Linked DNA regions of Mus musculus: all the other regions are linked to region 2. The links are chromatin loops, found by intact Hi-C in ENCODE. Cell type or tissue: left cerebral cortex. All regions are shown on one strand. Region 1 holds the start of Nisch (nischarin). Region 2 holds the start of Capn7 (calpain 7). Region 3 holds the start of Gm35823 (a long non-coding RNA gene). Region 4 holds the start of Phf7 (PHD finger protein 7). Region 5 holds the start of Sema3g (sema domain, immunoglobulin domain (Ig), short basic domain, secreted, (semaphorin) 3G).

What was found. A loop is a pair of places that touch in the nucleus more often than their neighbours do. Peaks named below come from ENCODE experiments on the same cell type or tissue, not always from the same donor. Only the 100,000 strongest peaks of a DNase experiment are listed, where the experiment ranks them.
Region 1: a loop joins it to region 2, with 8 times the contacts of the local background. A loop is called at or near these places in 10 of 42 quality-filtered maps.
Region 3: it touches region 2 in a loop (2.2-fold over the local background); 20 of 42 quality-filtered maps call a loop at or near these places.
Region 4: a loop joins it to region 2, with 4 times the contacts of the local background. A loop is called at or near these places in 8 of 42 quality-filtered maps.
Region 5: it touches region 2 in a loop (2.4-fold over the local background); 10 of 42 quality-filtered maps call a loop at or near these places.

Annotation. Positions count from the first base shown.
Region 1 is chr14:31,203,364-31,208,363 of GRCm38, forward strand. It overlaps Nisch (nischarin), which reads right to left and starts at 3,463. Exons shown (of 21, transcript NM_022656.2): 1 at 3,204-3,463; 2 at 1,079-1,162; 3 at 1-46. The coding sequence starts at 3,299. Tnnc1 (troponin C, cardiac/slow skeletal) reads left to right here and starts at 4,949. Exons shown (of 6, transcript NM_009393.3): 1 at 4,949-5,000. The coding sequence starts at 4,992. In left cerebral cortex, no CTCF peak of the experiment used is centred here; DNase peaks (open chromatin) are centred at 1,878, 2,342, 2,760, 2,858 and 3 more places; H3K4me3 peaks cover 2,716 bases; H3K27ac peaks cover 3,084 bases.
Region 2 is chr14:31,333,890-31,338,889 of GRCm38, forward strand. It overlaps Capn7 (calpain 7), which reads left to right and starts at 2,749. Exons shown (of 21, transcript NM_009796.3): 1 at 2,749-3,094. The coding sequence starts at 2,993. In left cerebral cortex, CTCF peaks have their summits at 2,720 and 4,985 (motif pointing left); DNase peaks (open chromatin) are centred at 2,068, 2,650 and 3,549; H3K4me3 peaks cover 2,135 bases; H3K27ac peaks cover 1,305 bases.
Region 3 is chr14:31,265,052-31,270,051 of GRCm38, forward strand. Dnah1 (dynein, axonemal, heavy chain 1) reads right to left here. Exons shown (of 78, transcript NM_001033668.1): 57 at 4,947-5,000; 58 at 4,675-4,866; 59 at 4,319-4,450; 60 at 3,734-3,859; 61 at 2,935-3,054; 62 at 2,661-2,810; 63 at 2,404-2,564; 64 at 1,589-1,814; 65 at 1,264-1,459; 66 at 828-979; 67 at 212-408; 68 at 1-4. Gm35823 (a long non-coding RNA gene) reads left to right here and starts at 2,870. Exons shown (of 3, transcript XR_001781209.2): 1 at 2,870-2,920. In left cerebral cortex, no CTCF peak of the experiment used is centred here; DNase peaks (open chromatin) are centred at 2,788, 3,611, 4,096 and 4,595; H3K4me3 peaks cover 957 bases; H3K27ac peaks cover 2,498 bases.
Region 4 is chr14:31,247,704-31,252,703 of GRCm38, forward strand. Phf7 (PHD finger protein 7) reads right to left here and starts at 3,612. Exons shown (of 11, transcript NM_027949.2): 1 at 3,002-3,612; 2 at 1,905-2,014; 3 at 1,292-1,344; 4 at 340-431. The coding sequence starts at 1,945. It overlaps Bap1 (Brca1 associated protein 1), which reads left to right and starts at 3,786. Exons shown (of 17, transcript NM_027088.2): 1 at 3,786-3,951; 2 at 4,047-4,076; 3 at 4,197-4,251. The coding sequence starts at 3,915. In left cerebral cortex, CTCF peaks have their summits at 2,468 (motif pointing left) and 3,493; DNase peaks (open chromatin) are centred at 3,391 and 3,719; H3K4me3 peaks cover 2,223 bases; H3K27ac peaks cover 1,475 bases.
Region 5 is chr14:31,213,098-31,218,097 of GRCm38, forward strand. It overlaps Sema3g (sema domain, immunoglobulin domain (Ig), short basic domain, secreted, (semaphorin) 3G), which reads left to right and starts at 4,776. Exons shown (of 16, transcript NM_001025379.1): 1 at 4,776-4,928. The coding sequence starts at 4,814. In left cerebral cortex, CTCF peaks have their summits at 2,545 and 4,732; DNase peaks (open chromatin) are centred at 1,771, 2,558 and 4,844; H3K4me3 peaks cover 215 bases; H3K27ac peaks cover 195 bases.

The DNA.
Region 1 (5,000 bases), 130 kb before region 2:
TTTTGGGTGGAAGTAGAGATTTGTCAATTTTTCTCTCTGCCACAAGCTGTAAGAGAACACAAGCACATCAAACACAGACCAAGAAGCCCTGCGTCTGTGTCAGATCCAGGCAGGCAGTCGTCAGTCGTATCTTCTGCAACCACTGCTGGGAGCAGGGCCGGGATTAGTGCTCCAACTAATGCATCTGGAATCCGGCCTCGGATCCAAGTAGTACTGGAAATACTAATACAATTCCAAGTGAGAAATTGCCATCTTTAGTCTTTGGGGATATTCAGAAAAGTAGTGCTTACGGTCCCTAAAGTTTGGAAATAAAAGGAGTTTGTATCTTTAAGACATGCTCACTACAAATGCCCCACAGAAAGCAGCTCTTTCTAAAAGCAAAGGGAAAATACAATTTCAATCTGTTATTAGAGAATAAAAATATATTTTGTGGGACAAGTTCAAACCTGTACCCTCTTCAGGAGACTGTCTTATATTGGAGGTGCATGGCAATTTTAAAATTTAAAATTAAAATTTACATATTCTATCCTTAGACTGTCTCACACTAGGTTGCATTCCTAGCACCAACCAGTTCTTTGTGCTGCATCAAGGAACTGGTTTACTACAGCAAGTCACAGAGCTCATGAGAGGGCTCACCGGGTAAAGGAGCTGCCAAGTCTAATGACCTAAGTTCAATCCCTGGGGCCTCTATGGTGGAAAGAGAACCCTGCTCTCACAAACTGACCTCTACACATGAGCTGTGGCACGTGTGCATCTTCCTCTCACTAGAACACACACAGACACACACAGACACACACACACACTTGTTTTTTTGTTTTGTTTTATAAGACAGGTTCTGTGTAGCCCTGGAACTCGCTCTGTAGATGAGGCAGGCCTTAAACTCACATGCCTTTGCCTCCCAAGTGCTGCTAGAATTAAAGGTATGTGTGGTATAACCCTGGCCATGAATAAATGTTTTTAAAACTTACAAGCAATAGATGTGGAGGCAGTTTTGCCCTAAAATTAACATGTGGCACAATGGAGACTTGGCCCACAAGCCCCACCCCTTGAGATACAGGTGCCAAGGTCTTCAGATTACCTTTTCATGTAGGTCATGAAAATCACTGTAACGGTGTTTGATCGTCCACTCATGGTTGCCATCGGTAACCTGGATGACATAAACCTAAAGGGAAAAATGATTTTTTGTGACAAGAGAACCCCAACTCACAATAGCTGCAAGGTACTCAGTCCCCACTCCCCAAAAAGCCAGAGTCAGGCATCCTTGCACACCCACTGTGCACCCAGCTTTCCTCAGCCTCCTTGACAGCCCTGTAAGGTCTGGAGAAGAGCTCTGGCTCCCATTATCAGGAAGGAATGGTATGGGTGACTAGCTCCACACACCTCCTTAGATTTTTTTTTTTTACCTCCTGTCTCTGTATAACTCAAAACCCAACTTGTGCTATAGGCAAGGCTGCCCCTTCCAAGGGAGGCAGAGCAGAGCCCAGTGAGGCAGCACCAGTGTCTCTGCTATACATCTTTCCAGGAGCCCTAACTCCATCCTAGAAGCAAGGCCTTCAGTCAACCTCTTCCACTAGCTGTGGTTTTGACTTTGGCAGCTGAACCAGGAGGCAAGGCATCACCAGGCTTCCAGGGGCAGCGGTGGCTCAATCAGCCTCAACAGAAGGCGATATAGCTCTGGTGGTTAATCGTCCACCAAAACCTGGGTTCAAAATCTGGCTATCCCATTTCCTGGGTGTGGCTTATGTGCCACTTATGTAAGTGACTGGGAACCTAAGCTCTCTCTGGGCCTCAATTCCTCCATTTTAAAACCTGGTGGGCCAAGTAAAGCAATTAAGTGTAAAGGCCTAACACGGAACAGAAGATAGATATGTTAGTCACATTCCGTGCATCACACCCAGTGACAAATGAGGATGGTCAGTTTGGATCATCACCTTGCTCCTGACACTAAGGGGAAGGACAAAGAGCCTCTACTGACTGCAGCTAGTCCTAGGTGAGTGACCTCATTCCTTAACTAGATCAAGCCCCACGGTCCTAGCTTCCCTTCCTCGGCCTGGAGCACGGAGAGGTTAGTGGGAACAGTGAACGAGGCTGATTCCTGACCCCAGGAGCAGCCATTTCTCCAGAGCCAGCCTGTTGCTCTAAAAGGAGCCGCTAGCGGCTTCTCTTCCTTGCAGCGGGGAGAAAGAACTAGATAGAGGAATCGCCCTCAGGATCCGGTATTAGGGTGGGAGCCAGTGGGGTGGGGCAAAGGCAGGCCCGAGGCCCTTACCTCTGTCCACCCTCCAGGGAACAAAGGACAAGGAGACGGGAGGTGCTCAGTGGGCCCCCACCACAGTGCAAGTTTTCACCTGGCAGGCTGCCCACGAGGCTCTCGGGCCTAGCATCCAACCCTATGCAGGCCCAAAGGGCGTCTAACGCCATCACAGAAACTACCCTCCTTTTTTGTTGGCTTTCCCTTGTAGCCTACAAGGATACATTAGAAGCTCGTGTCCCTCTCCCCTAAGCCGTGACGTCCCCTAAGGTTTGCAGGCCCTGTACTTCGGCCTCGAGGTAACTTCTGTGTTCTGCACGGCTGGGATCCATTCCTTTCTCCCCAGACCCCGAGGGCTCATTTTTCCATCCACCACCCCCCCCCACACACACACACACGCACGCACGCACGCACACACACACACTTCGCAGGGCTGATCTGGACTGCGACTAGTGTTTGGTTGGTGGGGGTGGAGATCGGGATCTGCTGTCTCTCCTTCACCACCTGATGATCTCTAGCCCTGGCCCTTGGTCCCATCGACCAGAGACCACCCCTTCCGCGTCCCCTTCCTCCCAGACTTCCCATGAAGGTCTCTTAGGCTGGCATTCTTCCTTGCCTGGAGGATCCAGAGGGCCTCCATCTCACCATCCCCTCCTCCCCCACCCTCTGATTGCTCCAACACAAGTCTCCTTTTCTGGTCGCGCACCCTTTCCCCAGCCCCCCTTCCCGCGCCCCGCCTAGATCCTCCTCCAGAACCTATGCGACCCGGCCCTTCCTCCGAATCCCCCATTTTTTTCGGGCTCCCTCGTCGCTACCTCGCAGAACCTTCCACGCACTCATCGAATGTGCTACCCAGGCCCCCCCCACCCCCCACTTCTCAAAGCCCCTGGGTCGAGAACTCCGGGTTCCAGGCGCTAAGCCCGCTCTGGACGCTCGCGGCCCCCCAGCACACCGTGTACGTGTCCACGAGCTCAGAACCCACGACGCGCGCCTCCTTGGCAGGCTCGGCCTCCCGCTCAGGGCCGAAGCTGAGTGTCGCAGCCGCCATGTTGCCGGCTCCACCGCTGCCGACGCCCGGCGCAGAGTGGCAGCAGCAGGGGGCGGGGTCAGCGTCCCACCGCCCCCCAGCCCCCGCTGCCCCCCGCCCGCGCCCGCGACGCCATCTTGGCCCCTCGGCCTGCTTGCGTCCTCGCCCCGCCCCTTGCCCGTAATTGACAGCACAACCAGTGGCACGCATGCGCAGCTCCTGCGGGCTTGCCCAATTTGCTTTCTGTATACCTGTGCGGCGTTCTGTCCCCTCGGGCAGTTGTGGTCATTGTCCGCTGGGCTCACAGCAGGGAAGGGCAGAGGCCATGGGCCTTCGGAACTCTCCGAAGTCACTCTGCTTCGCTTGGCCTCAGTTTCCAGAGGGGACATTAATAGGGTCTCGCCTGGCTGTTGGGTTCATTCCCTGTGTAGCAAGAGCAAAATGAATAAGACTAGACTTAGAGATGGAACAAGGACCAGAGGGACTCTCCGACACTTGGGGGGTTTGTTGTTAAAAGTACTGGTGGAGAATTGATTGTGGTGATTCTGCAGTGCTCAGTACCCCACGGGCTTTCCCCTGGCAGTGTGCTAGGCGGCACACTGGTGTGTTCAGGGAGAGCTTATATGCAGCAGACGTGCAGGTGGATGGAAGAGATATGCGCTGTCCATCTGGTTTCCCAGATGACATCCTGCAAGAGCTCAAGGTGAGGAGGAGACAGACTAGGCCTTGGACACAAGAGCGTGGCTGAAGAAACATCCATAGGGAACAACCATAGGGAAGACTTAGCTGGAGAAGAGATGACCCAACCGGAGGAGGAAAAGAGAGAATCCTGATAGACATAGGGTTCTTTAGGGACACTTGTTGACTCACAGAATGCAGCTGACTCAAACCCGAAGTGAACACTGATTGTTGTCCTTGAAAGATGGAAGGTTGCGGCGTGGTAGATCCCGCTGAAGGGCTTCAGGCCAGCCTATTCTTTGTGGGCCAGTGACTTCTTCCATTACCAGTGTCATATTATACTCTGAACCTTGCATAGGAAGTGTTTCTTGGCAGGACTTACACTGCCAGCCTCTGTTGGCATGCTACCATCTCTCAGGGGGTGTAATATAAGGTAGGGATTCTCCGGTCAGCTTGACCTCAGGCAAGTCACTGTGATTCCATAGAAGACCGAACTGTTTACTTCACATTTCCTGTGTGCTCATATTTTCATTCATTCAGGAAACTTTTTCCTGAGGTTGTTGAGGATGTGTGTGTGTGTGTGTGTGTGTGTGTGTGTGTGTATTGCATTTAGGTGCTTGCTCCCAAACCTGAAAACTTGAGTTCAGTCCTGGGTTCCTGGGAACCTAGGTAGCAGAGAGAGATAGATGACTCCTGCAAGTTGTCCTTTGACTTCCACATGCACTCATAAATAAAAGCAATACATTCTTTTTTTTTTCTTGAGACTTCCCTGGGGGTGGGGTGGGGTCTGGGGAACAGATGGCAAGAGACCTGGTCCTTGCAGTCCTTCATAGCTCCTGGCCCTAGGCAGATGATACAGGGACTTTGGCCAGCCTGAGATTACAGGGACCAGGGAGGGGGTGGAGGATATTCCAGGCAGTGGTGGGCTGGGCTGGGAATGTAGCAGGAGGTGGAGGGAGGCAGGGCTATATAAGCCCAAGCAGAGGGCTGGCTGGCTGGCAACCCCAGTAGCCTGTCCTGTGAGCTGTCGCCAGAATGGATGAC
Region 2 (5,000 bases):
GGACATGCACAGTCACTTCTCTTGCTTATGGCCTGGTAGTGGAGCTGATGAATCCAAAGCTATACTGCTTTTACTTTATAAGCCTTTTCAAAGAGGTTGTTCTAGTGATCTATCCATCAGCATGGAGTGACAGTGCTGATGCAGCCGTTGTTCCTGAGGCCCTTCCAACCCTGACATTGGCAATTACCAAAAGGTGCTGCCACCTTTTGGCTGGTGCCAGCTGTTTGTGTCACCTTGCTTTAACACTCAGTGTCTGGCCAACAGTATTTATAGAATGAAGTAATAAATTATTATTACTTAGCTGGGAACTTTAAAAGAAGAAGTAATGATATGACTAATAAACCATATTTATGAAGTCCTACCTATAATGACTTTTATATTTAAAAACCAACTTTACCAGGGTGAAATTTATAAGTAATAAACTGTAAGATTTTAAGTGTATAATTGAAAATTTTATATACTCATGTAACACCAACACTTTGAAAACTCAGTGATTCTTCCAAACAATTCTAGGCAAGCACTGACATACTCTTTCATTACCTATTCATTTTGTTTTCCCGTGAGTTTTAGAAATATAGGGTCAAAGAACGTACTCCTTTGTCCTTGCTTTCTTTGTTCAGAATAATATTTTTGAGATTCATCATGTTGTCAGTCATGAATCCCATCTTTGTTGTTGAGACATATTTCATTGTATAGATCTATCACGATTTGTTTATCCATGTACCTGTTTGTGAACGTTTTAATTATTTCTAGTTTGTAGTTAGCAAGAATAAAGCTTCATACACTTCTTGGCTTGATTTAACCTTTCAAAGATATATTTGAAGGCATCATCTTACACACCATGGGTATGTATACTTATTAATTACAAAATAAATTTCAATATAAAGCTGCTATGAGCATTCATGGCCTTTTGGTGGAAAAGCACTTTTTAAAAATTTTTTATGTTGAGATTTATATATGTGTATGAACATTTTGCTCCACTGTAGTCTGGTGTGTGACTGGTGTATGTTCTTGGAGATTAGAAGAGGCCATTGAAATTGGAAGTTCAGAGGTTGTGAGCCATTAGGTGGGTGTTGGGAATCCCTCCCCAATCCTGTGCAAGAATACATGCTCTTAACCACTGAGCCATCATTTAAACCTAGGGGAAAAATACTTAGCCGTAAAAGTACTTCCTGCCTTTTAGTTAGATTCATGAACATACTTTTGGAGCTTCATGAAACTTGGGAAATTTGGCAGGTAAGGACCCAGCATGTGTGAGTATAAGCAAATACTTTTCAATTGGTGAACAAACAAACAAATGTGTAACTACCCATCTGCAAGATCATTTGTCTGTCTCATGATTCATTTGTGAGGGGCCATCCAAGACTAAACACTAAGAGCTTCTCTAGGGGATGGTGACATGGAACAAAAGCCCCTTCAGGGGATTGGTATGAAGAAAATCTTATTGCTAAGGCTTGAGATTGTAAGAATGGAGGAAGGGGACGACAGACATTCATAGCTGGCACAAGCAAGGTGGAGGGTCGAGACACACATGATGCTCAGGGATGCTGACCACAGCCTCTTTAGCTGTACACTGACCAGTTTCAGTAGTAACATCCACCCCATTGTGACCTTGATAATGAATATCCTGAACCACCAGCATGAGCATCACTAAGGAGTCTTTCTTGAGCTTGAAGACAGCTGATACCACTCTAGACTGGATCACAATCAATTCAACTCCTTTTCTCTCTCTCCCTGAGACAGGTTTTCTCTGTGTGGCCACACTACTATCCTGTAATGAGCTCTGAAGACCAGGCTGGCCAAGCACTCAGAGATTTGCTTCTTCTGCCTCTGGAGTGGTGGGATTAAAAGCGAGCACCACAGCCAGGCTCACAATCAACTCTTAGCAATATCTCCAGCTGATTTGTGTTCATGTTTGCACGGAGAGTGCTCCACTACAACAGACATATGCCTCCTGGGGTCGTTCAGGGTTTTTGCTGTGTAGATCATGCTGGCCCAGTCCTCTTACCACAGCCTCCAGACTGCTGGCTTACAGGAATGTGTCACCATATGCTGCGTTAATGTTTCTTATGTGTGGGATCATACAGTGTATAATTTTGTCAAGACTTGCTACTTTGACACAGCATGGATTTTGAATCTCATCCAAGTTCTGGCACTTGCCATTAGTTAATTTTCATCACTGCTGAATTCAAACTTTTAAGGGGATAAAAGAAAGCAACCACACTACCATTTACTATGTAATTACAACCTTCAACTTGCCCTAAGATACAAGTCAAAAATACATCATCTGGTTTGTAGACAATTCAAACAATACACTTCGGTGTGCCTTGGGGAGCCGTAGAAGGTCATACTTTAGTTTGTCAAATGAACATTACCAGAGCATCTCAAAAGCACCTCCTAGCCTCATTTCATATCTTTATTTCTAATTAAACCAGTTGGCAATACGAGGTGCTACTGATTGTTTCTTTCCGCCTACCCTTCTCACTTAGCGGACCAAGGGCTCCATAACGCGCATGCTCCTTTCAAGCCATCCCCTGATTCTCTCCAACAACCTCCTGGGCACTGGCACCTTCTTTCTAGCAGGCGGAAGCGGAGCCCTCAGCTTCGCCCTGGCACCTGCTTCCTCTTGTCCAATCCCACTGGACATTGTTCTGGCCCCGCCCACCTACGATCGCCTTGAGCCCCGCCTGCTTCGGCGGGAGCGCTCCCCCTCCCGGCCGGGGTCGACTGCGCCTGCGCAATGCGGCTGATGGGCGGAGCAAGGACGCGAGGGGTGGGGGCGGCCGCGAGGGCTCCGAGCCCGGGCTGCTCGGAGCTCGCAGTCCTCCGGGCGGGTCTGAGGTAGTGGGGCTCCGTCATCTCTTCCGCCGCCCTCGAAAGTAAACTTTGCCACTCCACCCGCGGGGTCCCCAGTTCTCGCCGCAGTGCCTCCGGGCGTCGGGGTTCCGCGTCAGGGCCTGTCTGCCTCCCCCGGCGTGGGGCCTTGGGCGCCATGGACGCGTCGGCGCTGGAGCGGGACGCCGTGCAGTTCGCGCGGCTGGCAGTGCAGCGCGACCACGAAGGCCGCTACTCTGAGGCGGTGTTTTACTACAAGGTGAGGACAAGCACTCGGCTCCGGCCGCGTCACCCGATCGAGTGTTGGCGGAACCCAAGGCGGAGGGGCGGGGTCCTGCTGGGGCTGTCCGGCTTGTCAGGCCGCAGATGCCCGCCGCTTTGCTGCTTGTGGCGGCCGAGGTGGGATGGGGAGTGAACACCCTGTTCGCTGTCTGTTGGCCTTGATGCAACCCTTGATGTGAGGCCAACCTTGGGTAATCCGTCAGAATATGCTAATAGTGCACGTTCCAGGTAGAAAGAAAAAGTAAATTAGGAAAAAAATTCATCGTACTCTAGCATTCGATGTATGTCTCCATGATTGTTTTTCTGAGTGTATGTGTGTATACACGCCTTCTTACCCCCAAACTTGAATCATATCGTTTGTACTATTTTGACATCTCACTTCTGCATTGTACCTAGATAACCTTTGGTTGCTTGCATGTGCTACGTTTACAGCATGTTCTGTATTTGGTTGTGGCTTTCCAGCATTGAAGTAGTGCAGTTAAAATCCTTAGAGCTTTTTTTTAAAAAAAATGTGATACTTGTTTTGGATGATGGGGAGCACAGTTGCTTGTCAAAGGGTATGCACTTCCGCAGTTCATCCTGTGTTCTCCAGTCCTGAAGGTTTGCAAACACACCCCTCCAGTTGTATCGTCATGATATGGGCATCTTTTCCTTGATTATACGGAAGTAGTAAAAATTTCCCCCTTATGCTTACGTGTTATCAGTAAAGCGTGGTTTGCTTTCTGCTAATATTTTACTATTTTTATTTTAAAACCTACCTTATATTTAGACACTTTTGTTTTAGGATCATTCGTTTTAAGTTTCTTAATTTTGATTTTACAATCCTACCTCCCTACCACACCCGAGTGTGTGTGTATGTGTGTGTGTGTATCTGTCTGTGTTGTGTCTGTGTCGGTGTCTCCCTGCCCTGTCGCCCTCGTTCTCGGGGTTCTTGCTATATAGTGGAAGCTATTTTTAAATTTGTCTTCCCCTTACCTTAGCCTTCCCATTGCTGAGATTTACAGGAATGTGCCACCATGCCTGACTACCAGGTGATAGTTCTTTAAAAGAAAATTCTGCTGTAGTTTTGTGAAACAACTTCAGCAAATTCTAAGTCAGCAAACTACTACCATATAGCCTAGTGTGGTGGCACCTACTAATTTGCTTTTAAACCCTCCCACCCCCAGTACAGTGAGGTAAGAGGATCACTGAATTCAACCTGGCTTAGGCTACATTGTAAGACTTTCTCAATGTAAATAGCCTTTTCTAAAACTAAAGATACTATGTAACTTTTTTTTTTTCCTTTTAGAAGTTGTCATTTAGGAATTAAAATTCATCCTTTAGAAAGTTAAAAAAGAAAGTGAGGAGGGCTACGATCTTCATCACTGTGTAAAACCAGGAGTCAGAAGGACCAGCCAGCTTAGGACATATGAGGCCCTGTTAGGAGGAGAGAGAGACAGAATGAGAGTGGGGTGGGGTGGGGTGGGGGGGCGATCAAGCAAGCGCACTAGAGCAAGAGCTATTTACCTACTGTAATCCTAGCACTTTCGAGGTAGAGGCAGGTGGATCTCCATAAATTTAAGGCTAGCTTGGTCTACTTTTCAGTTTCCAAGCCAGCCAGGGTTACATACTGAAACCCTGTCTTTATTTTTTGCCCCTTATTCTATTTTCACTTTTGAATATGAAATGAGTAAAATAAAGTTGGTAACAATTTGACTTTTTAAACAATCGAGGTGGGGGGCTAGAGAGATGGTTCAGTGGTTAAGAGAACTAGCTGCTCTTCCACAGGCCCTGAGTTCAATTCCCAGCAACCACATGGTGGCTCACAACCATCTATAATGGGATCCGATGCCCTCTTCTGGTGTGTCTGACTGAAGACAGCTACAGTGTATTCATATACATAA
Region 3 (5,000 bases), 69 kb before region 2:
CTCCCTGCAATAAAGCCCACCTATCCCTCAGAGCCTGCCTACAGGAAACCACTGGCCCATGGACTTTGCCAGATGTATGGGGGTTTCCAAGAGAATAGGGCTAGAAGCACAGGGAGATGTGGTCATAGATGCAGGGCAACCCTAGGTAATTGTTCCCATTTCTGAGGTCTTCTCCTATGTTCCTGGTAGCATACCATGGGATCCAGCCCACCTGTGAGGCTCAGCACTGTCAAAGATGGCCTGGAATTCTGAGAGGTACATCACGAAGTCATTAGAGAAGGTGGCAAAAGTTGGCAGGTTTGAAAGTGCCAAGATGTCTCGCCAGGCCCGGTCTGATAGCCACTGTGGTGCAGGGTTCTCAAACATGGTCTGGATGGAGCCTCCAGACAAGAGATAGCGCCACTCAGCCTAGTAGAGTACAGACTGAGTTGGTGCCCACTCCTTGTAGCCAGCACCTTACCCAGAGAAACTGAATTACTCTTAGTGTCCACTGCTCTGCCCTTTCTTGGATATGAGGGTCACAGATGCTCCCGACTAGACAAGTATGGGAGGCTCAGGACAGTTTGTCCCTGGGGACAATCTCTCTGCTCAGTAGCACCTTTAAGGCTCTGAGAAGACTTGCATTCATAGCATCAGTTGGCCCATATTAATCTAGAGTTCCCTGTTGTGTTTAAGCAAGAATTATGTTTCCAAAGACCTCTGTTCCTTTTAACTGGGTTATGCTCTTTTGCTTGGCTTTTCCTTTATACCTATCCTTTGCCCTCAGGCCCACGACAGGGTGACCCCCTCAGACAAACAGTCCCTGAGCCATCTGCCTGTTCCTGCACCTGGTTGATCTTGCCCTCATTCATCATAATACGGACACACAGCAGGAAGGCGAACATCAGCTTGTGCTTCTCAAAGAGGCTGCGGCAGACGTTGCTATAGAGGCTGAAGGTCAGGTAGCGGTTGATGTTGACGATGCGCTTCTTCAGGTTGTCTACAGGGTAGAAGAAGTGGTGGCAGAGAATGGGGAAATGGGAGAAGGGAGAGAGTCTCAGGGCCTAGCCCAGGTTCCAAAGTCTTCCTAGTAGCTACCAGGGTAGTCTGTGCATCTCCCTGGACAGCTAGTGTTTCCAATAAGCAGCTCTAAGTAGGGTAGGGATGAGAGGTGGTATGCTCTGAGGTATTATGCATGAGTGTATGATGTAAAGGTGAAGGGAGATGAGGGCTCAGAGAAATGTGCTCGTAAACATTCCATCCACCTCAGTGTGCTAGAGCTACCTGCCCTCTCTGAGTTGGCGATGCCCGAGAGGAAGATGTTGAGGAACCACTCGAGAGAGTACTGGTACATGGGGTCCACGTTGGCCAGGTCCGACACACAGAAGAAGAGGATCTGGGTGCGGACAGCCACGGGTATGTACTCCATGCGTGTGAGGTCAATGTCCTTCTCTGTCTGCTCGGCAATCCTGACCTTAGCCTGGGGAGGGGGACGATAGGAAAGGTGTTAGGGCCAGGGAGGCTGCAGAGAGCAGAAGGTAAAGGTACACTGGGGCAGGACTGGGGCAGATGGGAAGGAGGGTAAGCTGATAGGAAGGCACTTCCCCACCTGGATCTCAGCAGCCTTCATCTTGGAAGCCTCGAGCACCTTGATGAGCTCCATGTCATCGACAGGGTTGCCCTCGGAGGAACTGAGGCGGTACAGTATCTGGTCCTCAATGTCCTTCAGCTCCTGGCGCATCTTGGCATTACTGACAATCAGCTGGTTCTTGGCCTCTTCCAGGTCAGGTCGTTCCTCAGCCACTACCTGGCCCAGTAGCTGGTCCTCCAGGCCACTACCAGGGGTAGAGGACATCATGTTTATAACACCGGGGGAACTCCAGGGATCGGTGTTAAGCCCACACTTACCTATCAAGAGCCCAGCACCATTGCCAATGTCAGCCCCGGAGGCCGAGCCTCAATCTGTGGGACTGATGCAGGGTTGCTTTCAAACCAGTGGTTCTCAGTGAGACCTTGGGTAGCAGGGGCTGGCCAGTTAGAGTCTTCACTAGAAAAGGGGACTGAATTTGATCAAGTAAAATAAGGCTTAAGAGTGTCTGGTTTTCCTCCCACTGGTTGTAGCTACTCCAATGAAGAATTTAGTATATAGCAAGCAGTGTGTGTGTGTGTGTGTGTGTGTGTGTGTGTGTGTGTGTGTGTGTATGTGTAGAGGGATACTTTTAGGTGGAAATGAAACTAATAAGTAAGAGGAGCCAGTGGAGGGTCTGGAAAGTCCTGAGATGCCAGAGTACCTGGGAGGAAGTTAAGGGGGTCACTCAACAGGAAAGACAGACTTCTCGATTTTGGTAGCTTAGGGGATGGCCAAGGGACAGCTGTCAGGAAGGGAAAGCTGATGCTTGTGTTCTCTCGGGTGGAGGCTCTCACCTGGGTGACAGTGTGAAGTTGATGAGGGTGAGTTTGGTGGAGATCTCTGGTGAGTAGTGAGGATTGGGCAGCTTGGTGGTAATGTACATCCTGAAGTCCTCATGGTAAGGGATCACTGTGTCTCCCAGCTTCAGGACTATGTTCCCTTGCTGCTTGTACGTCTGTAGTAGGCAAATGGGCCAGCACTGCGGTTGGAGTGTGGACAGCTCTTTGTCCAGGCCTGCAGTCCATCGCGTCCCTCTCCTCGGCAGGCCTACCTGCTTAAGCAGCACAGGCTCCAGTGCCGGATCCAGCTCCTCACCCACATTTTCTAGAAGGCATGGCTTGCCAAAGCGGATAGCATTTTCCATGCTGCGCAGGAAGTCACGGTCACTCAACTTGAATACATCCAGCCCACTTTCCCTCTCCTGCAGGGGAAGGTGGGGGTGACAGGAGCTTAGAATAGGCCCAAGGCTCAGTTGCTTCCCCGAGCACTGGGAAAGACATCCGAGCCTGTCTGAGGAGGCAGAGCTGGTAGGTAGGTCTGCTTACCATGTTCTTGATCCATTTGTTAGCCTGACCCTGGGGGTCAATGAAGTGGGTCCAGCGCTGCGAGAACTGATTGATGACCCCGTTCTCCACTGACAGAGTGTCATTGGGGAGGCCAGCAATCTGTGGGAAGCCATGCTCACTCAGGGTTCTTGTATGAGCACAGCTGGCTGGACATTAGCTCCTCCTAACTCGGTTTGGCTGTAGATTTCTCCTTGTTGTATGCTTTGGATGGGGGCAGTATGAGGGATAGAGATGGCAGTGTGGACAAGGATGTGTCTCCAGGATTCTCTTCTGCTGTTGGAGGGTCTCCTAATGCTCTCCTTTGCTGGGCCTTTTCGTCCACGTGGCTTCTGTATCCTTGCTTAGTGATATCACCTTCAGGGTGCCCAAATCCCATTGGCTCTTTATATTTGCCCACTTGTGGCCTCTCTCTTTGCCTTTGGGGCCTTGCTTAGACCTGACTTGAAACCTCTCCCTACAGCTACATCTATGCCATACCTGGCCTAGTTCTTGCTTCTTTATCTACTCACCACCCTCTTGCTATACCCAGGGGAATCCAAAGGAGGTATCCATGGAAAGAAAGGAGGGTAGAAAGCAGGCAGGAGGAGGATCCAGAGGAGGTAGCCATGGAAACGAGGGTAGGAAGCAGGCAAGAGGATCCAGAGGAGGTATCCATGGAAACGAGGGTAGAAAGCAGGCAGGAGGAGGATCCAGAGGAGGTAGCCATGGAAACGAGGGTAGGAAGCAGGCAGGAGGCCCTAGGCCCAGTCTGAAGCACATTCTGACATCTGTCAGTTACCTGCCAAGAGCGGATCTTCACGGGGTTTCCCAGTGTTGTAATCAGTGTGGGCTTGGAGGTATGCGGGACATGGTGAACTGTGAGCTGGTTGACCCAGTACTCATAGAGTGTTGTACGGTACTGGCCCTGGAGAGATGTAAAGCATAAGGCCACCACACTGGGCACACAGCATTCTCCTCCCCTCTTGCTACAACCCTGCATGCAGAAGTCAGACCTCAGATGAGGAGCCAGGCGTTATGGACACCTCAGACCTGCTTGGATCCTACAAACCTCGGACCCTTGACTATGAAATGAGTCATGCCTGCAATGTCTTCCCAAAGGATGGCTCTGATGATGAAATGGGGGCACACGATGAAGCATTTTAGAGCATTGTCTAGCCTGGGCGCACATGTGTGAGCCTTTATCTACTTCCAATTGGGGTTCTGCTGGCTCGAGTGCACAGCTGTGTGCCTGCTCAGTACCTGTATGCTACAGTGAGGGAAGGAAGGAGAGCCTCTCCACAGTTGCCCTCGCAGAGGTAAGGCCTCAAGGGAGGGTCTCTTTGTGGGATAAAGCTGGTCAGGGGTACAGCGGGGGATTCTTTACCGTGAAGGGGCCCAGGTAGGCCACAAAGCCGGCAGCCACCAGCACATCGCCAAAGATGTTGTCAAGCATGTTCTCCAGATTCTCCACGGTCTCCTGCCAGCGAACCTTTTCGTCGGCTAGCCCGTTGATGAGCTGTAGAAGCAGTCTTGTGGAGTGGGCTCTGGGAGGCTGGGCTGGGGCCTGGGACTATCTCCGCCCACTGTGACCCCACCCATAGGTTGCTAGAAAGGGGGCGGGGAGAGCCAACTCATACTTGTTCCGCACCACAGAGTCCTCCTCTTCCCAGTGGGCCCGCCTCTCTTCCCGGTGGTCCCGGCCGCCCGCCTGCCCGCGGGCTGTGGAGGAGGGGCGCGCACCTTGTCAGCTCTGCCCAGGCGCTGTTCACACTGCTCACACTTCATCTCCAGCTCCTCCTTCTTGGCCACACACTCTCGATACTTGGCCTGCATTGTGGCGATGCCATCTTCCACTTCGTGCAGGTGGTGCTTCGCCTCTTCTAGTATCCGCTGGGTCACTTCCAGGTCATCCTGGGCTTCTCGCAAGGCTTGCTGCAGACAGAAAGAGAGCCAGCTCATAGCCAGTTCCTGGGTAGGGGAGCCAGTCCCCACCAGCTCTGTACAGTCCTCACCCGTTTGGGCTCCACCGCCTTGGCTACAAAATGGTACTTGTGCATGGCGCGCAC
Region 4 (5,000 bases), 86 kb before region 2:
CATTTATTATTTTAAAAATGGATTTTAAAATATTAAAAACAGCTGGGCGTGGAGGTGCACACCTTTAATCCCAGCACTTGGGAGGCAGAGGCAGGCAGATTTCTGAGTTCGAGGACAGCCTGGTCTACAGAGTGAGTTCCAGGACAGCCAGGGCTGCAAAGAGGAACCCTGTCTCGAAAAATCAAAAAAAAAAAAAACAAAACAAAACAAAAAAAAAAACCAAAAAAAACAAAAAACTATATGGAGACAAACACGGCTATAAATTTAAGGCTAAATGCAAAAGCAGTTTGTATAACAAAAGTGGTAACACATTCAAAGCAAAGAGAGTCTTATACTTACAAGACAGAAATAATGGACACAAAGATTGTCTTTCTGAAGAAATTCTCCTAGTTTTTCAGGATCACCAGGTTCTTGAAGGCATAGAAGGCAAACTGAAAGAGTGAACATTAAGAATAAAGGAGTGACTTAAGTTGACCACTAAGAACTAAAAAGTGGGGGGCTGGAGAGATGGCTCAGTGGTTAAGAGCACTGACTGCTGATCCAGAGGACCACATTCAATTCCCAGCACCCACATGGTAGCTGACAACTATCTGCAATTTCAGTTCCAGGGACTCTAACACTCTCACACAAACATATACACAGGCAAAACATCAAAAACAACCTAAGATAGCAAGGAGTCTAGAGGCTCTTTTACTTACAAAGGGGTTTTTATCTAAATAAAATGTTCATAAGTAAACAAATATCCTAAGTTGGAAGCGCATTCACTACACGTAGCCTATCAAACACCAAAGCTCAGCAGCACAGCACATTGCAAATAGTTGTTTCCTATCGTGTTTGTACGGCTGACAAGGAGCTGTGCCACCACCCAGAACTGCAAGAGAGTATCATTAACTTGGGAAAAGATCGAAGTCCAAAATTTGAAGTATGGGTTTCTATTGAATGCATCACAATGTGAAAACAAAACAAAAATTAAAACCCTGTAGTCAGGAAGCATCTTTATTGACAAGAATAAAGGTTAACTCCTAGTGGGTATCAGGCCTTGAGGTAATTTTGGTCGCACTGACAGAGTAGGGTGTGACTAAGTACTTCACACTGTTTTGTTCTCAACTGGCTTTAACTAAATTCTTTCTTGAACCTCAGATACGACATGCTAAAACTTCAGACACCAAATTCTTTGGGACCTTAGAGAATCTGGGAAAGAAGTAGGGTTGGCAACGAAAGAGCACCATGGGAAGGGCCTTCTTTGTTAATGGCTGGAAGCAGGAACTCAACTCCACCTCCACTCTCTTACCAGGACTTGAAGACAGCTTCCTCTGTGTTACCTTCTTAGTCCTGATAGTTTTTCTATAGAAGAGAAAGAACAGCAAAAGTGTTGAGGACCCTGCTGACAAGCCTTCTACTTTTATTTTCTTTTGCCAGCTTCCCAAGTACACTAAAATGTCCCTGAAGTGCACTGTTTTCCAGTGACAGGCACTACTGTTGGCAACTATCATGAGTTTAGTTCAACACAACATTCTAAAAAGGGAGTACTATTTCTTTTTTGTTTGGGCTTTTGAGACAAGGTTTCTCTGTGTAACTACCCTGGCTGTCCTGGAACTCCCTCTATAGACTAGGCTGGCTATATAGCCGGCACTCAGAATTCCGCCTGCCACCTCTGAGATTAACCCTGCTCAGAGGAGTACTAGCTCAGGCACCACTGAGATTTAAATAGTAAAGTTCCACAGCTGCCACTGAGCCACTGGGGACAGCACTGGGAAGAGAGGAGGGCTTCTTGGGGGTGGGGGAAGGGCTCTGATATACGCTTTGTCACTCTCTAACCCTAGCCCAAGAGTATGTTAAAGGAAGCAGAAAATGCAGCGTGTATCAAAGGAATTTCCCCAACTCCTTCAGGTCACCTACTCTACCTCAATCTTGGATGTTTGTTTTTTTCTTTTAAAGTCTTCATTCGTTTCCGTCTGTCCTTCCTATCTAGAATTCTTCTGTGCTATTATGAAGATAATGCAGGCTTTTCCAGCTACAAACATAAACGAAATAGGTTAGCAATTTAATTTTACATTTGGTTATCAAGTTCTACAAGATCAAAGCAACAGTATACTTCTCAACTCATTTGATAAAGGGGTTATAGACAATATTAATGCTAGTGATGGCCAATAGTGATTAAATGGTTCCAAGAACCGTTTAGGCACTTAACAATAGGCACACTAATAACCCTTATTTTCAAGTTGAGGAGACTGAGTTAGAGAGATAAACGTCATGGCCAAGGTCAGAATCAGTGATCCTAGGTGAGATTTAATGATTACAAAAGCTGACATCAACTACGGTGTTATAATTTTATCTCATTGCAGTATCTCATTGGAACCGGGTCGGATAGATGGTTAAGAGCACTGACTGTTCTTCCAGAGGTCCTGAGTTCAATTCTTAGCAATCACATGGTGGCTCCTGTAATGGCATCTGATGCCCTCTTATGGTGTATCTGAGGACAGCTATAGTGTACTCATATACATAAAATAAATCTCTTTTTTTGTTTTGTTTTTCGATACAGGGTTTCTCTGTGTAGCCCTGACTGTCCTGGAACTCACTATAAGACCAGGCTGGCCTCGAACTCAGAAATCCGCCTGCCTCTGCCTCCCAAGTGCTGGGATTAAAGGCGTGCGCCACCACTGCCGGGTTTGGACAGCATTTCTTAAAAGACCTCAGTCAATTAGGTCCCTCCAGAGATATACTATACTTCAGTATCCAGAGCCTCAAGTCAAGGCTGGCGATTCTGAATCTCTTCATGAATGTCAGACTTTTCTAACTGCTAACTGCTTACAAGCCATCAAAACTTCACGCTAGCTTTTCCCAACACAGGAGATGCAGTTGCAGAGCTAACATCAGTTTGTTTTCTTACTAAACGTGGATGGGCTGAGATGGGTTGGAACCTTTCCGTGTCCCCACGGGGATCTACTTTACTTCCTAGTATGTTGGCGCTAAACCCGACTGTGTTAAAATAGAAATAAACCTTGAGATTTCAGTTCTTTGCATCGCTGGGACACGACGTTACTTGAGTAGTAGTCTGTGCACACTGGTAGTTATAAGATGGAATCTTCAAAACAGTTGAGGACGGTCGTGGCAAATGCAAGCTGCTCAGTCCGCGATTTCCTAACCCGGCGGATGCTCGCTCGAAACGCTTACCAAGTTGTATCACTGGATAAAAGTGTTGGGTAAATTAAAAATATATTAACGTGTTCGGTCCCGCCGCCGCAAGAATAAACGATTTATTTGGAAAATACGTCAGTGTGGCCACAACCGTCCCCCAAAGGTAACAGTCAGAAGAGGGCTCAAGGAGCATTCCGCGCATGCCAGGGCTCCCTTGCCGGGCGGCTGTGGCGAGGCCAGGCTGGAGGCTGCTTCCGCTGCTCGCTCTCACGGAAGCTACGGGCCACCGCTTTCAGCCCAGGCTGCCCACCCAGCTGTCGCCGAGGGCGCCGCTGTCCCGGAGCTTTAGTCGTTGACACAAGACGTGGTAACTACTTCACGGGCGGCCGCCCCGCGCGGTGACTGCGCCGTCGAAGGAGGCGAGCGTGCTGAGGGGGGATGGGGTCACGCGGACTGTGGCCAAAACGAGGACCGCTAACGGCCGCGCGCCCGCCCCGCCCTCCGCACGTGCGCGCCCTCGCCTCGACGCGCGCGCGCGTGCATGCCCGCCTCTGTCTCCGCCTCCGCCCCCGCCGTTCGGCCGGCGGAAGACCAGCCCCCGGGTTAGGCTCGTCGTGTGATGATGACGTTGTACGTCCGGCGCGGGCGAGTGACGCGGCGCGGCCCGTTGTCTGTGCGGGGCTGAGAAGCCCTAAGGGCGGTGGGCGCTCCCGGTTGGGGGCGGCGCGGGTTTAGCAGGGCCTGGACATGGCGCTGAGAGGCCGCTCCGCGGGAAGATGAATAAGGGCTGGCTGGAGCTGGAGAGTGACCCAGGTACGGAGGGGCCTCGGCGGGCCGGGGGCTGGGGAGGCCGGATGGGCCCCGGACGCACCTGCATGACAAATCCCTCTTCTTGTCGTCCCACCCAGGCCTCTTCACCCTCCTGGTGGAAGATTTCGGTAAGAACCCCGTTACCCACGACCTTCGGTCCCTGGCTGGTGTGGATGTGGGGGTTGGTCCTTGAGTTCTCGCAGCAGAGCCTGGGACTGCCCTGCCGACCTCTCCTTTCCTGATCGTAGGTGTCAAAGGGGTGCAAGTGGAGGAGATCTATGACCTTCAGAGTAAATGCCAGGGGTGAGTGGCTGGGACGCCCCCTTACCTCCGGAGGGCCGAGAAAGGGCAGGGGAATAGTACCCCATTCAAGGGAGGCAGTACTAGAAAACCTGAGCTATATAAAATATCACATAAGAAAGTGTCACTCTTTGTGGGTGCCCTCTTGGACTTTTCTTTTCTTCTCAGTCTTTCCTCAGTGTTTCTCCTTAGAAAGCTGTAGCCCTCCTTTTAACCCTAAGCACTCGTGGAGTACAGTTGAGCTGCCTTTCTGGTTTTGCAGCCGGAACCCTCCGTTGCATAGTGTTGCACCTTTTTTGTAAGTGTACAGTCCATTAATTACATCACCACATGTGCTGTGCCTTTAATCACCACACAACATTTGTCCTGACCATTAGTGGCGCTCTCCTCTAGTCCCAATGCTTGGGAGGCAGAGGCAGGCAGATCTCTGAGTTTGAGTCCAACCTACGCTACTTAGTGAGACCATGTGTCAACAAAACTGAACACAGTTGTCCTGTATTGATTGGTTAGTGTGAGAAGGCCTTTTTTAGGTACCTAAACTCAGAGTCTTGTTTTGGAAATCTATAGAATAGAGGCATAGAGAACCTAACTGCTTCCAAGGGAAGGAACTGGTTTGGGAGTTCACGCACTATACTCATTTTACTAGGACTGGAGGCCGAGGTCCACCAGTGAGTTGGTACTTAATTCTTCATCAACGTTTTTGTGCCTTTTATTGTGTCCCTACCTTGCTCCATCCTGGGCCAGCAGTTCCA
Region 5 (5,000 bases), 120 kb before region 2:
AGTCGTCTTGGAATGATTCCTAGAAGAGGTGGTTTTGAGCTGAACCCCAATGAACACCAGTGAAACAACTGTGGGGTGCGTGAGGGGAAAGACTTGGAATGGGTCTCAAACATGACGAAAGCCTGGCCCCAGCTGCCTCAGGGAGAGGTGGGCAGTACCAGGCCTCCTGTTCTGTCGTGCTTAGGAAGTGATCTATGGTAGTCTGCCTTTGGTTTACAAATGAGTTTAGTAGGCATGTAGAAAGCTAAGGTAAAAGAATAAATAGTGAGTCCTAGATAGCGAGAAGGAACAGTAGCTGACATGATCAAGCCAGGTACTCAGCAGAGTGAGACGCCCTCACAGCTCCATTGACAGTGCAAACAGAAAATACCATCAAAAGGAGATCGGAGCCATCCAGCTAAAATCAACTGGGGAAGCCCTATTTGGGCAACCGCCTGGAGTTCCCCATCTAGAGAGTCTTGGGTGGAGGAGACCGTCTTCTCGGTGAGGCTAGTAAGGCTTCCAAGTAAAAGAACACAGAGCAGCAGATTAGACAATATCAAATCAGGTCCTCCCAACATCCAGAGTCCAACGGGACAAGGTGAAACAGCCAGATGTTCTTGGGTGGAGCCTTCTTCTCCATGGCTTCAGCCCCACTGCAGGCATTTTTTACATTATAGGATTAAATAGTAGGAATATCAGTTGGAAATGGTTGACCTTCTGGCTATTCTCAAGGACACAACTTTTTTTTTTTTTACTCTTAGACTTAATCTGTCTCCTGTTGCAGAGCTAGGGGGCGAGTTTGCCACAGGAAATATTTTGGAAAATAGTTGAAATAACCATGCTGGGATCTGGGACAGAAGAGCCGCCCTTTGCTCCCAGAGTCCACTCTCAACAAGCTTAAACAGCACAGGATGGTTTGCCAATACACTATACATTGCACACTCCTGAGCAGCTCAGCTTACATAAGAAGTGAGGCACTCGGGGCTGCGGAAGGGGGAAGGGTTGTGAGAGAGCCAGGAGGCCTGCCAGTGGCCGGGAGAGAAGGCAGGGTGGCTTACTGTGGATGCCCAAGGAGAGGGCACAGAAGATCCTGGGTTTGGGGAATAATATGAAACTCGTAAAGGGAATTGTTGAAGGCTCGGACTTTAGAGGACCAGGGACTCGAGGCTGACTCTCTGAGTTTTGGTCACAGTGACATTTCTTGAGGTATGGAAGCCTAGGCAAGTACTGGTTTAGATCAGAGGTGTTGAGGATGGAGGAATGGGCACATAGGAAGTGGTGGGGACACAGAGGAAGGGGCGGGGGCACAGGGAAAGGGGCAGGGGCTAAAGGAAGAAGAGGGAAAAAGGAAGAAGAGGGGTGTCTGAGGATGGGTGGGGGGTGACTGGCATGCTGGCAAGAACAACGCGTCACAGATGATAAAAAAGCAGGGCACTGCTGAGCAGTGGTGGCGCACAACTTTCATCCCAGCACTTGGGAGGTAGAGGCAGGCAGATTTCTGAGTTCGAGGCCAGCTGGTCTACAGAGAGTTCCAGGATAGCCAGGGCTACACAGAGAAACCCTGTCTCAAAAAACAACAGCAACAAAACAAAAAACCCAAACAAACAAACAAACAAAAGCAGGACACCTCAGTCACCATTGTCCACAAGGTTGGGTCATAGTGCTAGGCCCACAGTTTGAACTGGGCAAGGAAGAGTGAGGCTTGACACAGTGGTGAGGGGGTAGACAAGTGGCCTCAATGCTTGAAAGATTGTGGTCCAGATGGCAGTGTGGGTGTGGCTACTGAGTGTAGTGGTAGAACCCAGAGGAAGGACGGTGTGGCCTGGGCGACCACTTGAAGAGCGGCTGAGGTATGTGAAGGAGGCAGGGTGATGGGCAGTGAGAGCTGATGGGAAGGGAACAGAGTCAAGCCCACTGTGATGGGAGGAAGAAGATGGGTGAGTCTGCCTCTAGTGCAGCCCCCAGCAGCCATACTCCTGGGGTTTAGAAGTGAGAACTGCCCAGAAGAAACGTTAGGGAAAGAGAGAATGCCTCTGCCCACCCTGGCTCTCTCCTCAGCAGCTGACAGAGGCGGGAACAGTTCTGGGAGACATGAAGGAGATCATGACCCATCTGCTGAAGGGAATTCTATAAAAGACCATGTGGATTAAAGGCAGGAGGGGAGTCCATTCTTCCGGCATTATTGCCTCAGCATTTTACCCAGGAATGGCTGGGCTATATGACCCTGTGTGTATCCACCTGGTGGCACCTGCTGTAGGGACACGCACATCACATATGAATCAACCCAGGAGCCCCAGCTCCCTGAAGCTAAGGCCACTTGTGTGCATCACCTAATCCTGTCCTCCCCACCGCTGAATTACGTCATCCTTTGCCCAGGTAGTGCTTTCTCCATGAAGCCTCCTTAAGATTTTTCCCTTTAGAAGAAACCACTGGTGCATCTTTTGTTGTGTCTGTGTCTTTGTATTGTGGTGCCCAGGTAAGCGCTGGATTTCTCAGGAGAGGGTTTCCGCACGAAAATAGACTGGCACCTTTGCTCTCTCATGAAGTTCCACCTTTGTCCATTAGGTGGCATGGGGTGTCTGTGCTAGGCTGGCTGACCTGTGCCTTCAGGGTGCCTTTCCGGATGCCATCTGCAGCTGGCAGGAAGGGTCTTTTAGGAAAGCCCTCGATCCTGTTCTCTAGCCTGGGAAACGGAGGAAGGGAGGGATGGGGAGGGGGGCGGAAGAGTGAGACATCTGACAGGATCCACACACTTGAGTTTGGGTTTCTAGGCTTCCTTCTGTGCTGTGAAGTAGCCTGCCTGCCCCACAAGCCTGTCCGGGTAGACACAGCCGCAGCTGAAGGTCTGGCTGAGTAGAGACCCCCACGATGGTGGATGGAGGAGTGGTTTGGTCCTCTGCTCACACGCTCTGCTTGGGGCCACATGCTGGCCAAAGGACTGGGTGTTCAGCTCAATCTCAAGCAAGACAGAAGGCCTCAGCCTGGGCTAGATACCACCACGTTTCCCCAGGGAGGTAGATGCAGAATGTCTCCACCCTACTGAGACCCCAGGACAGAACCACTACTGTAGCGGCCTCTGCTGTACAGGCGTCGTTCTTCAGTTTTGTAAGTTCCTACACAGGATGGCTGGTCCTTGCCTCAGGAGAAGGCAGATCCAGGAAATAAAGGCTTGCATCCTTCAGCAGACTCAGAGGCAGAGGTGGGAAGGAGCCAGTTACTGGTGTCTCTGAGCAGCGCCTGATCTGCTTCCAAGTAAGAACACCACCACCACCACCACCACCACCACCACCACCACCACCACCACCACCATATTAGTGTTCTAGGGTCCAGGGGCACAGGGAGGTGAAGTTACGAGCCATAGGTCCTTCTTGAGCTGAGCCAAGGAATAATCTGTTTTCTTTCTAGAGAAGAGATAGGGAGGGGAGGTAAGGTCCCAGAACACTAGCCCTCCAGGAGGCCCAGAAGCAGAGGAGGGTTCCAGGGCGGAGCTGAACCTGTTCTCAGCCGTCTGTGGTCTGAGCCATGACTCTCTCTGAAAGGTTGGTGGGGAGCATCCTGCTTCCCCCCTTCTGAGGTCTCAGGCCATTCCATCTGGGAGGCCTACCCTATGGGTGTTTCTAGAACCCTGGGAGCTGAAAGGAGAGTTCAGGGCAGGGTGAGGTGAGAGGTGGGGTCAGCAGGTCCAGAAACTGCTCTGAAAGTGTGTGTGTGTGTGGGGGGGGTGTCCCACTTACCCAGATTCAGGGCCTTGGTGCATCTTCCCCTTGGCTCCTTTTAATGCACTCCACACCAGAGTTTAGGGCAGAACTGTGATCCCTGTAGAGCCCATGGGCTTGGGAGGAACTCACCACGGACCTATTGTGCTCTGGCCCCTGGGCCTCCAAAGCACTGGGGCCTGGAGGAAGCAAGACAATAGAAGTTCTCCTAAGCATGGAATAAAAGCATGGAATAAAACTTACCCCTTACCTCAGAGCAAGCCTGCTGAACTGAGATAGAGCCCTGTGGATTCAGAGAGGGGCTGTGGAGCCTGGGGAGGTCTGGGTGGGAGCCTTAGGTCAGTGGTTCTCAACCTTCCTAACGCTGCAACCCTTTAGTACAGTTCCTCATGTTGTGATGATTCTCCAACCATAAAATTATTTTCATTGCTACCTCATAACTGCCATTTTGTTAGCGTTATGAATTGTAATGTACATCTCCGTGGTTTCAGATGATCTTAGGCGACTCCTGTGAAAAGCCCATTTGACCCTCAAAGGGGCCGTGACCCACAGGCTGAGAACCATTGCCTCCGTTTCTTACCAGTGCCAGACCTATGATGTATGGCTGGACCTTAAGCCCTACCAGCATGAAGTTGAAGTGAATCCTCTACCCACACAGCAGCTTAGGCACAGGGGAGAGCTTGGCAGTCAGGTCAAGGATACCTGGCTGGCTCAGGACTAGTGATGCCTCTCTGGAGAGGCAGGGAGTAAAGCCAGACCCCCACCTGATTCCTGACCTCTCTCTCAGGTTATCCCTTCCCCTTGCTGCTTTGTTGGAGCCTAGGCACTTGCATTTGTGAGTGTCTGTCATTCAAACTGTCCACACCTCAGCTGGGTCAGAGTCTCCCAAGGGGGAGCAGGCCAGTTAGCTGCACGGGCATTGAGCGGGCCGGCCGGCTGAGGTGGCCGGAGAAACTGCAGGTAGATGGCAGGCTTGGAGCACTTCGCTCTTCCTCTCCCGCCTTCCCGCCCAGCACTGGGTGGAGCCACTGCCTTATAAGTGGCTGGCCTGGTGGCAGCAGAGCAAACTACATCCAGCAGCAGGATCAGAGGGCAGCTCATTTTTTTTTCCCAGCATGGACCCATCTGCGTGGGCCATCTGCTGCCTCCTGGGGAGCCTTCTGTTCCATGTGGGCATCCCCAGCCCTGGTCCCAGCCCCAGTGTGCCTCGTCTGCGGCTCTCCTACAGAGGTACTGGCCAGTGCTGTCCTGTTTGTGTGCATGCTGTGAATGTCTGTGAATGTCCGTGGCTCTAGGACATCC